Regions from separate parts of the Homo sapiens genome. Here regions 1 and 2 are each linked to region 3. A link is a contact called in ENCODE POLR2A ChIA-PET data. All regions are on one chromosome and are shown on one strand. The core of a region is the stretch at or near the end of the contact, and the rest is flanking DNA. Distances in the headings are between cores, read along the strand shown.

What was found. ChIA-PET counts read pairs that join two places held with the same protein, here RNA polymerase II (POLR2A).
Region 1: POLR2A ChIA-PET joins it to region 3 with 12 read pairs in activated T-cell. The contact joins the enhancer-like site here to the promoter of ACTA2-AS1 in region 3. POLR2A ChIA-PET finds 5 or more read pairs at or near these places in 2 of 52 experiments (T-cell and activated T-cell).
Region 2: POLR2A ChIA-PET joins it to region 3 with 10 read pairs in Panc1. The contact joins the enhancer-like site here to the promoter of ACTA2-AS1 in region 3. POLR2A ChIA-PET finds 5 or more read pairs at or near these places in 2 of 52 experiments (CD4-positive, alpha-beta T cell and Panc1).

Annotation. Positions count from the first base shown.
Region 1 is chr10:88,615,237-88,619,299 of GRCh38, reverse strand. It overlaps a transcript of LIPJ not described here and the pseudogene RPL7P34. Among named protein-coding and RNA genes, the nearest start is that of LIPJ, 31 kb to the right of the region's middle. Within about 2 kb of position 2,544, at least 3 of the 41 ENCODE cell types and tissues checked have a DNase peak (open chromatin) inside an H3K27ac peak, as active enhancers do.
Region 2 is chr10:89,276,958-89,280,748 of GRCh38, reverse strand. It overlaps a transcript of LIPA not described here. Among named protein-coding and RNA genes, the nearest start is that of IFIT2, 23 kb to the left of the region's middle. Within about 2 kb of position 2,433, at least 23 of the 41 ENCODE cell types and tissues checked have a DNase peak (open chromatin) inside an H3K27ac peak, as active enhancers do; they include Panc1, where a contact is called at or near this core.
Region 3 is chr10:88,929,813-88,934,009 of GRCh38, reverse strand. It overlaps ACTA2-AS1 (ACTA2 antisense RNA 1), which reads right to left and starts at 1,326. Exons shown (of 5, transcript NR_125373.1): 1 at 1,051-1,326; 2 at 124-369. RefSeq lists an enhancer at 1,636-1,735.

The sequences.
Region 1 (4,063 bases), core at 1,295-3,794, 320 kb after region 3:
AGTAAATGGAGTCTAGGTGATGCGAAGTGACTTGCCCAGACCATACAGCTGGTTAATGTGTGGGTTACAGCTTTTTTTTTTTTTTTTTTTAGCAGTAGCAAGGTTTATTGTGAAGAGTGAAAGAACAAAGCTTCCACAGCGTGGAAGGGGACCCAAGCGGGTTGCCCGGGTTATATCATTAATATATGCCAATCAGTTCATAAATCTGCGCACTTCCTATCATACCACAGAATACCAGTACCAACAGAAAGCAAGTATCAGCAAAGGCAATTATTTTCTTCTTCCTAATATGTACGCATAGTTAACAAAAATAAATTAAAATCCTGAAGTACAAAACAGTTTGATGTCTTTTCTGGCTGGAACCATGAAGGGTGCTGAAGAGAAGAAAAAGAAGGTTCCTGCTGTGCCAGAAACTTTTAAGAAAGAGCAAAAGAATTTCACAGAGCTGAAGATCAAAATGCCTAAGAAGGAAAATATGCTTCAAAAGGCAAGGAGGAAGCTTATCTATGAAAAAGCTAAGCACTATCACAAGGACTATAGGCAGATGCCCATAACTGAGATTCAAATGGCTAGGCTGGCAAAAAAAGCTGGCAACTGCTATATACTGGCAGAACCCAAATTGGCATTTGTCATCAGGGTCAGAGGTATCAATGGTGTGAGTCCAAAAGGTGTTGCAACTCTTTTGCCTTTGCCAGATTTTCAACAGAAACTTTGTTAAGCTCAAGGCCTCAATGAATATGCTGAGGCTTTAGAACCACATATTGCAGGGGGGTACCCGAACCTGAAGTCAGAAAATAAACTAATATATAAGCATGGTTATGGCAAAATCAGTAAGAAGTGAATTGCCTTGACAGATAACACTTTGATTTCTTGATCTCTTGATAAATCTGGTATCATCTGCATGAAGAATCTGATTCATGAGATCTATACAGCTGGAAAATACTTCAAAGAAGCAAATAACTTCTTATGCCCTTCAAGTTATCTTCTCCACAGAATAAAGAAAAAGGCCACCCATTTGTAGGTGAAAATGCCAGCAACAGGGAAGGCTAGATCAATAGGCTTATTAGAAAGATAAAACAAGGTATCTACCATGATTATTGTTGTAATCTCATCAGTTAATAGACAATGACTGCTTTCAAATTGAAAAAAAAATACCAGCTTGAAAAAAATATCCACATGCAGATTGTACATGCAGATTGGGTGATGCTGACCTAATTATTGAGGTTGATCTGGCTTAAGAGGTTTCCAGGCCCGAAAGCATTATGACAAACTCAACTTTTTCTCATATGTGACAACTGAAGCATGAAAAGTGTAAGATCATCTAGGGAGAGTGCTGTTATCTTTGGAGTTAGCAATAGTCCATTGAGCAACATCAAATTTATTCCAAAGTAGCTTTCATTTGATTCAATCTACTAGTAGAGAGAGTAATTTTGTTGCTTAAAAAATTATTTGATATGACTTGGAAACTGCTATGATTTTTAAAGCTGTTCCCATTTCTTCCTTTATCTCCAGCCCCTCACTCCTTTCTGACACTATCTTTAGAGGAGCTTTCTGAAGCTTCCAGAACTTCTTGCAAAGAATGAGGTACCAGATATATGTTCAATAGTACCAACTAGTTCACTCAGGTGAAGGGAAGCTGTGCACTTAGCATCCTTAATTCCTGTTTTCTCTCTGTACAACCATAGCTTTCCCCTTTCTTCATCATTTCCCTCATGTATTCTCTCCTCTTCACTAATGAGCTCTTCTTTTCCTTCCCTCCTCTCTGTCTTCTCCGTTCTTATGTCAGTGACAAAAACTGATATTTCTGGACCATTGCAGAATGAACAAATAATGCAGTCAAAGGAATACATGGAAAGTAGGAGACGTATTCCTGGTATTTACTTTCTTCTTATTTTAAATATCTTTGATATAATAATTATTATGTAGGCAGATTTACTGAGTGGTTCCTCTGAATTTTTAAAGAATTTTTAAAGCTTCATATTTATTGATTTCTCAAATTATCATTGTCTAATCCTATCTCACCTAACTTCAGGTATCTAATCTCTAGCGACTGCCGTAAGTTATTCTGAGACACCTGTTGAAGGCCTCCATGTTTCTTACTCTGTCATGGCTCAGCCGGGCTTTGAATCACTGATCTGTCTTGTCCCGAGAGCATGTTTGGCATCACCAAGATCCCCTCCTTCAGCAGTCTGGTTTTTGTTTGTTTGTTTTGTTTTTAATTTAGCTTAAATTTTAGGTTTCTTCTTTACAAAATCACAAAGCAGAACTCCATGAAGGGAAGAGAGTGGTGGGGCTATGGGATTAGGGGTTAGTAAAGAGGGGGAAGAGAAAGGCCCAGAAAAGAAGCCACTTACACACTGGGGACCAAGCAGAGACTGAGCACCAGCCCAGCAGGGCCTCCATGTCCTGTTTTCACAGAGCTGGGCCAAAAGGCCTCAGAGAAGGGTTTCAGTCCTCTAGAGACTGTAGCCATTTGACAGAGCAGCTGCAGGCTGTGGCTTCTGGCAAAGCCCCAGGAAGCAGGCTTGCCTCCTCTCTTCATCTCCCCTTCTCCAGGCCAGAGAGCAGGCAGCCTCAGCCTGAGGCAGGGGTTGCGGGATACCCATCCAGCAACTTCAGGATGCTGTAGTGCTCCGTCAGAGTCTTCCAGGCCTGGTCTTTATTGGTGGGCGTCCACTTCTTCTGTAGGCGGCCGTAATCCCATGGAAGTCCTCCTTGTCCTCAGTGCCTGCCTGAGGATCCCCCGCCTCAGCTCCTGCTTTGAGGGCCTCAGCAGGTCGGGCCTCTAGGTGCGGTTAAGGGCGCTCGGCGCCAACTGAGCTCGACCTGGCGTTTGCACAGCCTGTTCACCGAGGATCTTATGCTTTGAGCCTGCTTCCTAATGGTCTGAGCTCAGATTCCAGTCGGCCCTGGGGGATCAGCCTCTCCCTGACGCAGGCCAGGGACTTTTATGAGGACCCTGAAGGGCTTGTTCTAACTGCTGAGATAGGTGAAGTGCCTTCAGCCTGGGAGGCTTTCCCCGCGGGGTCACTAACAGGAAAGTCCTCTGCAAGGAAACAGTGTTTTCCCAGGGGAAAACAGGCAAATGGAAATAAAATTCTAGTTTTATTTGTGGCTGGAGATTTGTCTATGTTTTTGTATGCATTAGCTGTTTAATCACTGTCATTATTCTACAAGAGTATTCCATTGTGAGAACACACCAAAACTTATGTATCCATTTTATTGTTTTTGCTTGTTTTTGTTTCTTTTTTGTAGAGATGGGGTCTTGCTATGTTGCCCAAGCTGGTCTCCGATTTATAGCCTCATGCGATCCTCCCACCTTGGCTTCCCAAAGTGTTGGAGTTACAGGCCTGAGCCATGGGGCCAGGCCTCCATTTTATTGTTGATAACATTTGGTTTATTTCCATTTTGGGATATTGTGAATAATGTTGCTCTGAACATTCTGTATATTCCTAGGAATTTAATTGCTAAGTCACATAGTAGATATATGTTTAGCTTTAGTAGATATTTCCAGGCCACTCTCCAAATGATTGTGCCATTTTACAGCAGTGTTTAAGAGTTTTGTTTTTCTGTATGTTGACCAAGTTTGTATTGTCAATCATTTTTCTTTGGGCCATTCTAGTATGTATGTTAGGGTATTTCTTTCTGTTTTTTTTTTTTTTTTTTTTTTTTGAGGTGGAGTCTCACACTGTTGCTGGAGCTGGAGTGCAGTGGCACAATCTTGGCTCACTGCAACCTCTGCCTCACAGGTTCAAGTGATTCCCCTGCCCCACCCTCCCAAAGCAGTGGCACAATCTTGGCTCACTGCAATCTCCACCTCACAGGTTCAAGTGATTCTCCTGCCCCACCCTCCCAAGTAGCTGGGATTACAGGTGCCTGCCACCACGTCTGGCTAATTTTTTGTATTTTTAGTAGAGACAGGGGTCTGTTAGGGTATTTCTATGATCCCTGATGGCTAATGAGGTTGAACATCTTTTTCTGTTTATCAGAGAGATTTGAATTTCTTCTCTTGCAAAGTACCTATTCAAGTCTTTTGCTCATTTCTAAATTTGCTTGTCTGTAT
Region 2 (3,791 bases), core at 1,184-3,683, 350 kb before region 3:
CATCAGATAAAACATCCTCACACATTCTATCTTTAGTGAAACCAGATGGTGAAGAAAACTTCAGACTTCCAACCGACACATAAATATGGGCTACGGTCAAAAGTAGCAGAAATCAGCAGAACCAACATGAGAAACTCTGACTGGAGATGAATGGGTGAAGCTGGGACCAACTTAAAATGGGGACAGTGTTTGGAGATGGCAGATCACAAAATTAGAATTGAGGGTCCCCTCCTAGGAGAGACCGTCACTCTGAGTGCAAACTTCTGAAAGCAGAAATGTAATCCAGCTGTGTTTAACGCCAGGCGAGGCAGTGGGAGGCGAAGGGAGAATGTACCCAGGAGACCCCTCCCCTGCCTTCTAGTGTCTCAAGGAACCTTTCCTGTTTGCCTGAGAGCACGTTCACTTTTTACCTGACTATGGAGGGAGATTCTTCCTTTTGTTTTTTTCTTTGCTACACATTGATACCCTTAAATTTTTTGCATATGTTTTCTAATTATAAAAATAAAAATCTATATATTATAAATTCATCAGTATAAACAAAATAAAAGTCTGAAGTTAAACTTGGATCATAATGTGCTTTAATCACTCCCCATCCATGTTGTTTTGTAGCTGTGGTTTTCAATTCAATGATAAATCTTGGGTATCTCTCCATGTCAGTACTTATAATCTTGCTATTTTTTTTCAAGGACAACATTTAATAGGCATATTTTAATGTTTAATTAATGTATTTTTGCTGGACATTTAAGTCATTTTCAGATTATCACTATTACAAACAATGTTGAAGTGAATATCACTGTATGTCCGTCTTTGTACAATTGTGTGGGTTTTTCAATACGATGCATTCCGGAAATTAGAATTTCCAGGTCAAAGAAATTGACCAGATGCTTCACACCATGTCTTAAATCCTGGCCCCATTTTTTGTCCAAAATGGTGTTGAGTTGCTATTTAATTCACACTTGGCTACCATTTCCCACTTCCTTACTTAAGTACAGTGTGTATAGGCCAGGTTTAGGCTGGAAAATCCCTCCTTCCACTGTCAATTCTGTTACCCCTCTGGGAGCATGGGAAGGTCACTTTTTGTTTGTGGGTTTATATTTTCCTATTACTTTCTCAGGAAATGAATGAATTTTTCTATCAATTGTTCTCTATCATCCCTTGTGGTTTGGCTCGAAGCCCTGGTCTCCAATCAAGGGTCATGACAGGAACTTGGCTCCTGCCAATACATTTAGAAATCTGGAATCCTTCCATAAATGCAAACCCCTTACACTCCCATCTTTCCCTATATTCTGCCACCTGGTAGAAAGCAAATCCCTGAATGCTTCTCCAAAACTCTCTTCCAACCCTAGGACCACCAAAGGCCTCCCTCACACTCTTCATTTATCTGCTAATTCATTCTCTCTCTCCTTTTCTAGAAAATAGTCCTCTTTGGCTTAACTGGTTGGAAATTACACTCTCAGTAAGCTAAGAGGGAAGGAATAAGAGGATATACCATACTATGGGCAGGGAGGGTGGTGAAAGGCCAGGGTTCATTTCAGCTTTAAAGCACTGGAGCTCCAAATGGACACAAATCATCACATAGAAACTCATGATCAGTGCACTTTAGAATGCTTCTCATCTCCCTTTGGGGGTTATTCTATTTCTATTAATGTAGTCAAGAATGGTGGCTATTTTTCTGGGCCAGATTATTTTGGTACTAACTGGTCTTTCACAGAAGCCATTTTCTCAAGTATGTTCTACATTAGCTACAAGCAATTGTTGGTAAAAACCTGTTACCATTCTGTATGTTTCCATTATATATATGTCTCTGTGTGTGTGTGCATATGAAAGAAGACTATATATTATTTTTATCAAAATATATTTAGACCATGTACATTCTTTTAATTATACTATATATAAAAGTAATTTTATATTACATATTTTAAAATATAAACATATGTAAATAATATTACTATAACACATATGTAAGTAATATATATTTTGTGTTCTTCCATAATTACTTTTTTTAACCTAGACTGAAGATTTTACATTTTTCACAATTCAATTATATTTTATGAGACTTCTTACTTTTCCAAAGCATAAAGAACTATTTGGAGCCTGTCTTTGTAATTTTATATTTTTGGTTAATATTCCAAACTAAGATAACATTGCCAGGTCTTCCAGGTCTGAAGCAAAATAGAGCAGCATTTTAGTTGTGTGGCCCTGGGGAACTTGCTTAACCTCTCTTTCCCTCTGCTTCCTATCACAGATGTTTATTGTAAGGATTAAATCAGCTAAACCAAGAAAAGCCTCAGGGATGGTGCCTGGCAAACTGCACGCTGTTAATACATGTTAGTGGACCCTTCTCCACACCTTCCTGCTACACTAAAGCAGAGAGAATTACCTCCTGAATCATGTTTGCAGAACTTCTGGGCACAGTGACTCAACTCCCAGCTATTCTTGTCATGGATTTTTTCTCTTGGAGCCAATCCAGCCATGGAGATCACTGGTCTTGTGACTTATTTTTTCTCTTTCAGTATGAAATCATTAGAACTGAGAAAATGAAAACATTCCTGTTATTACTTCCTGAGAGAAAGAAACTTAGTAACATGCTTTGGTAGGAATTGTTCTTCTTTTTCCTGCTGTGTCCCTCTTGCTGGTCCCACCAGGGCTCTTGGTCCTGAGCCTGATTTACACCAGGAGCATAATCTGATCAAAAAGAGGGAAACTAAAGAAAAAAGGCAGGATTGTATGAGGGGTTCTCACAATGGCAGTACATAATCCCTTATACCTCGTATTATGTAGACCCCTGTGTTTCCAAGTTACCTTTGTAATTTAGGTAAGTGAGCACGAAACACTTAAAAAAACACAAATGAAAACAAGAGAAAGGAAAGAGTGGGGAGGGGTTTGTTTATTTTTGAAAACAACGACAACAACATAGAGTAAAAGTTACCAGGTAAGTTCAAATATAGTAGTACTTTGTTTTCTTGGAAGATGAATGAAAGAAGTCACCTTACTGCCTCCAATCCAGTCATATCCCTGAACCCAATCATGACCAGCAGAGGTTGTTCTAAATTGTTTCCTCCAATATAGAGATAATTGCCAATAATTTTTCAGTGGTTGTTTTCTGTATTCTCTGTATTTTTTAGGGAAGCTGAACTCAGAAAACATACTTTGTCCATCTAGCCATCCATTTATCTTTATGGATCCATCTTTATTCATTCATTAATTCACTCAGTCAATATATATTGAATTTCAACCATGTGTCAGACACTGTTCCATGCCTCTAATGTTCTGCGTATAATGCAAGTAAAACTAAAGATAGCTAACATTTATTGATCCCTACCGATGTGCCAGTAACCCTCTTAGGTGTTTTACTTAAAATATGTGTTTAACCTCTGAAACAGCTTTATGATATATATTGTGATTATCTGCTTTTTAAATACGAGAAAGCAGACTCAAAAGGATTACATAACTTGTATAAGATCGCACACTTGTAAGTAAAAATGCAGTAATGCAGAAATGCAGTAACGCTATTTCCTCTCGTATTGCAGCCACTCCACTCCCAGCGAACCTTCCTACTGCATGCAGGCTTTATTCTTCCATCACTTTCCTCCTCTGTTTCTAAATGACATTTTCACCCCCATTTCCTGGATACTTCCTTCTTTTAATACACAGTAAGTTTATGTGACTGGGTTTGGCATTCATCTAATAAAAACAGCCATTAGGTATATATTCAATAAACATTTAGTGAAGCCAACTGATGAGCTCTGGGGTGAGTACTAGGGATTCAGCAGTGAATGAGATGGAGGGTC
Region 3 (4,197 bases), core at 77-2,576:
GGAAGTATTATCAGCGCACTTTATAATTGAGGAGACAGAGATTGCTCTAGAAATGCAATGGGATAGGAGAGCTACCAACTTCCATTTGGCCTGAAAGGCACAAAGATATAAAAAAATACTGACCCTGCTGTTCAGGGTCTTAGCCTCAGAGCACTCCTTGCCCAGGCTGTTCACCATCCTCAGTTGCTCCCAAGCTGAGAGCTGCTTGCCCTCCAGTGCATAGTGTGTGTCGGAAGCCACTGGTTGTCCTGAGGAGTTAAGGTGGCTCTGTCTGTGGCAGCACCTCACTGCAGAGACCTCCAGGCCCAGGACTGAGTGTCTGTTTGGTCTAGAAAACCCGAACTCCCCTAGTCTTCTCTGGCCCTGTAACTTGCAGATAATTAGGATTAATACCACAAATAATAAGAGCTGGGATGTACTGGTGCCTGCCATGACCAGAGCCTGAATCAAGCTCTTTATATTAGGATCCCATTTTCTCCTGCAACAGCCCTGTGAATTTTGCCTGACTTTAAAAAAAAATAGAGATGGGATCTTGCCATGTTGCCCAGGCTGGTCTTGAACTCCTGGGCTCAAACGATCCTCCCACTTTTTGGCCTCCTAAAGTGCTGGGATTACATGCGTGAGGCACAGCACCTGGCCATTACTGCCTTTTTACAGAAGAGTAACTGAGGCTAGCAGCAGCCCAATGTCATGCTGCTGGCAGAAGTATCAGCTTGCTCCTTCTTGTGCTTGGTTTCCAATTCATGTTTTTAGCCATTAGGCCAGCATTTCCCAAAGAATAGGCTACACGGACCAACCTCATCGGAAGCTCATTTTAAATGGGTAGAGCCCTGGGTCACATCTAACACCCGCTGAGCTAGAATCTCTGGAGCTGAAGCTGGAAACCTGAACTTCAATCAGATTTCCCTGGTGATTCTTATGTACATCAAAATTTAAGAACCACTGGAATATGATCGAGGGAAATCTTCCAGCTGCAAATTCATGCTTGCCATGCAGGGGCACCTCATAGCCACTAGATTTAAACTTAAGGATTAGTGTGCAGATACTTGCCACCAGATCACTTTCATAATTGAGGCAGAAATCACCAACCATTGCTGTCATCTCTACAGGGTTTCCTTGGAGTAAAACTGGTCTGTTGCACTGCTGTACTTCATATTTACCACCAGGCGGCATGAGCTCCTAGTAAAGCAACATTCTTGGAACAGCCTCTCAGGCTGAAACAGCCATGCCCAGAGGCAAAAATCAGGCAAACCAGAACCACCCACTGAATACGCATTAGTGAAATTTTAGCTCCTTGTGAGCCACTCAACTGCAGTGCCTAAGCACCCTCCTCCCAGTCATCTATCAGTAATTCATCCCCTGACTCCATGAGATGCCCAGTGACTTAATAAAGGGCTGGGCTTTGCACAGGTGGCTGAGTCCCCTTCATGAGCGTCACACCAATCTCCAGAGGAGACAAAACCAGCAACATACAGGTTTGGCAGCCTTCTGAATCCTCTTCTCTCCTCTAACAATAGCAAACCAGACTCTCAAAGGAGGGGAACATCCTTCTATGACTATAAAATTTTCCTATGACAGGCTTTTGCAACTCTGGAGGACAGCATGGGTTTCTAATGACATTAATTCACATCATGCTGCCATTACTGTGAGCAGATGTGTGGGAAGAGGCATTATTTACTTAAAAATAATCCTCTGTTGTCTTGGGAGGCCGAGGCAGACAGATCACCTGAGGTCAGGAGTTCAAGACCAGCCTGGCCAACATGGTGAAACCCCATCTCTACTAAAAATACATAATTAGCCAAGCGTGGTGGCACGCACCTGTAATCCCAGCTACTCAGGCATCTGAGGCAGGAGAATTGCTTGAAACCCAGGGACAGGGGTTGCAGTGAGCCAAGATCGCATCATTGTACTCCAATCTGGGCAAAAAGGAGTGGAACTCCGCCTCAAAATAATAATAATAATAATAATAATAATAATCCTCTGTTGTTAATGTGGTATCATTTGTGTAGCTAGGAAATTCTCTTTAGAAGAATTTCTAACAGAACAGCTTGGAGAAGAACGTCTGACTGTAGTTAGGGAGGAGGCTGTCTGGACCAACACACACTTGCAGGCAACCAGAAGCCATTGCTGCAGCGCAGCTCAGTTTATTCAGAAAGAGACAGCCAAAAAAAAAAAAAAAAAAGAGAGAGGGAGAGAAAATGGGGCAGCCTGAGATAGGGTTCTTCCTTTTCAGAGTATGAAGTAATGTTTATTCCTGGGAGAGCAGAGTCAACTTAAGTAATGTCTGAAGAGCACTATGAGCTAGGACAGAGAGCAGTGTCAAGGAAATAGAACTAGGCAAGGTTCTGCCTGGATGGAACCTGCAGCCAAGTGAGGAAGATGGGCACTAAATAAGCAGTTGGGTACATTGTCAGGGGTTCAAAAGAAGAATTATATGGGGTACTGGCTTTTATAGCCATGGGCTCTAACTTGAGCCAGGAGCTCAGGAGAGGCTGCCTCCCTGAGAAGATAGTGCTTAAGCAGAAGCTTAAAGGGTAAGAATTGAGTAGACAAAAAAAAGGGCTGGGGGCTAGAAGGGGTTAAGGTTTGGGAAGGGGAAGTAGGACCTGCATGGGATGTGTTCCAAGCAGAGGCCCAGAGATGTAAAAGTGCTGCATACCTGGGAAAAAGAGAACCCCAAAGAACTGGACCACACACACAAGTGTGACCATGACTTCACTACAATTTTCCAAAGTAATATTCATAACATTTTTTCTATGAAAAAATCAGACACCAATTTCAAGCAATGGAAGCAATGTTGCATGAGAAGTATGGCATCTCTGGACCATCTGCTTTTCCTGAGCATTTCACCTTTCAGGTTAAATTATTGCTTTTCCTGAGCATTTCACCTTTCAGGTTAAATTATTCATCTCACATCTGGGAAATGAACATGCAAACATTGCCACCTCTCAGTCTAATTTACTCATGGAGGCTGTAGCTCTCCCAGAATGTCCTCCTTAGAGCAATTTCTAGCCCCTTCTTGGCTAAAGGGAATAAAAATGATTACTATTTGTCTGGGTTTGAAACAATGCTATCCTCAAGGAAAACTGATGATGGAACAGGCTTCCGTATCGTGAGGTTAATGACAGTTTTCCAGAGGCCTAAAATTCAGGGGTCCTTAAGCAGATTTCCTTATCCTTGGAGAAAAGTATGTGGTATTGCAGACACACCACATCAAAAGGTGTTCTTTTTATACTCTTCTTAGTTCTTGCCTTCTGTTTCTTTCCCTGCACATTTAGTTTTGAGCCTTAGTCCTCTGTCCCTTCATTGAATCAATTATTTTTCTTCCTTTAAGACCTCTCTGCATATGCCATAACCTGAAATTCCCTACAAAATGACCTAAAATCATGTAACTTCAGGCCTTCCTTTAAAAAAAAAAATGACATCACCTACTCAGGCAAAAATATATTAAACAAGTAAATTCTATTTTTCAAATTTAACATGAGCTCTTGCTCTTAAGACTTAAAAAAGTCCGTGATTTCAGAGAGATGCCTCAACATAGTATTCTTCCTTATGAATGCTTAAACCACTGACTTTGATGGAAAGCAAGAGTAGTATTCTAAAGTGCCATGACTAGTGCCTTTTGTTGGTTGCTCTCTCTTTGTATTTCTAATCCTACCCAGCTGAAACAGCTGACCTGACTATCCTTGATAAAAATAAATTCTCCCTCTAAACATGGTGCTAGTGACCTTGATAAAGAGTCAGGACTGGTGTCCCACAACACTAAGAGAGTGATTGGAGTGAGTGAATTCTGGAGGCCTCAGACATCTTCATCATCAACTTTATTTTACTACTGAAATTTGACTTTAGAGGAATTAAGCTGATCACATATTGCTCTGTCAAAAGGAGAATGAGATGCTACTTTACATTTACTAGGATGGCTGTAATAGGATGTAGAGAAATCAGATACTTTATATGTTGCTGTTCGGAATATAACATGGTACAGCTGTTGTGAAAAACAGTTTGGAGGTCTCTCAAAAACCTAAGCCTAGAGTTACCGATAACCCTGCAATTCCACTTCTAGGTGTAGATCCAAAAGAATTGAAACAGGTACTCAAACAAATGCATGTACATGCATGTTTATAGCACTACTACTCACAATAACCAAAAGGAAATGTCTTTTTGGTTATTGTGCCCATTAATGGATGAATAAACAAA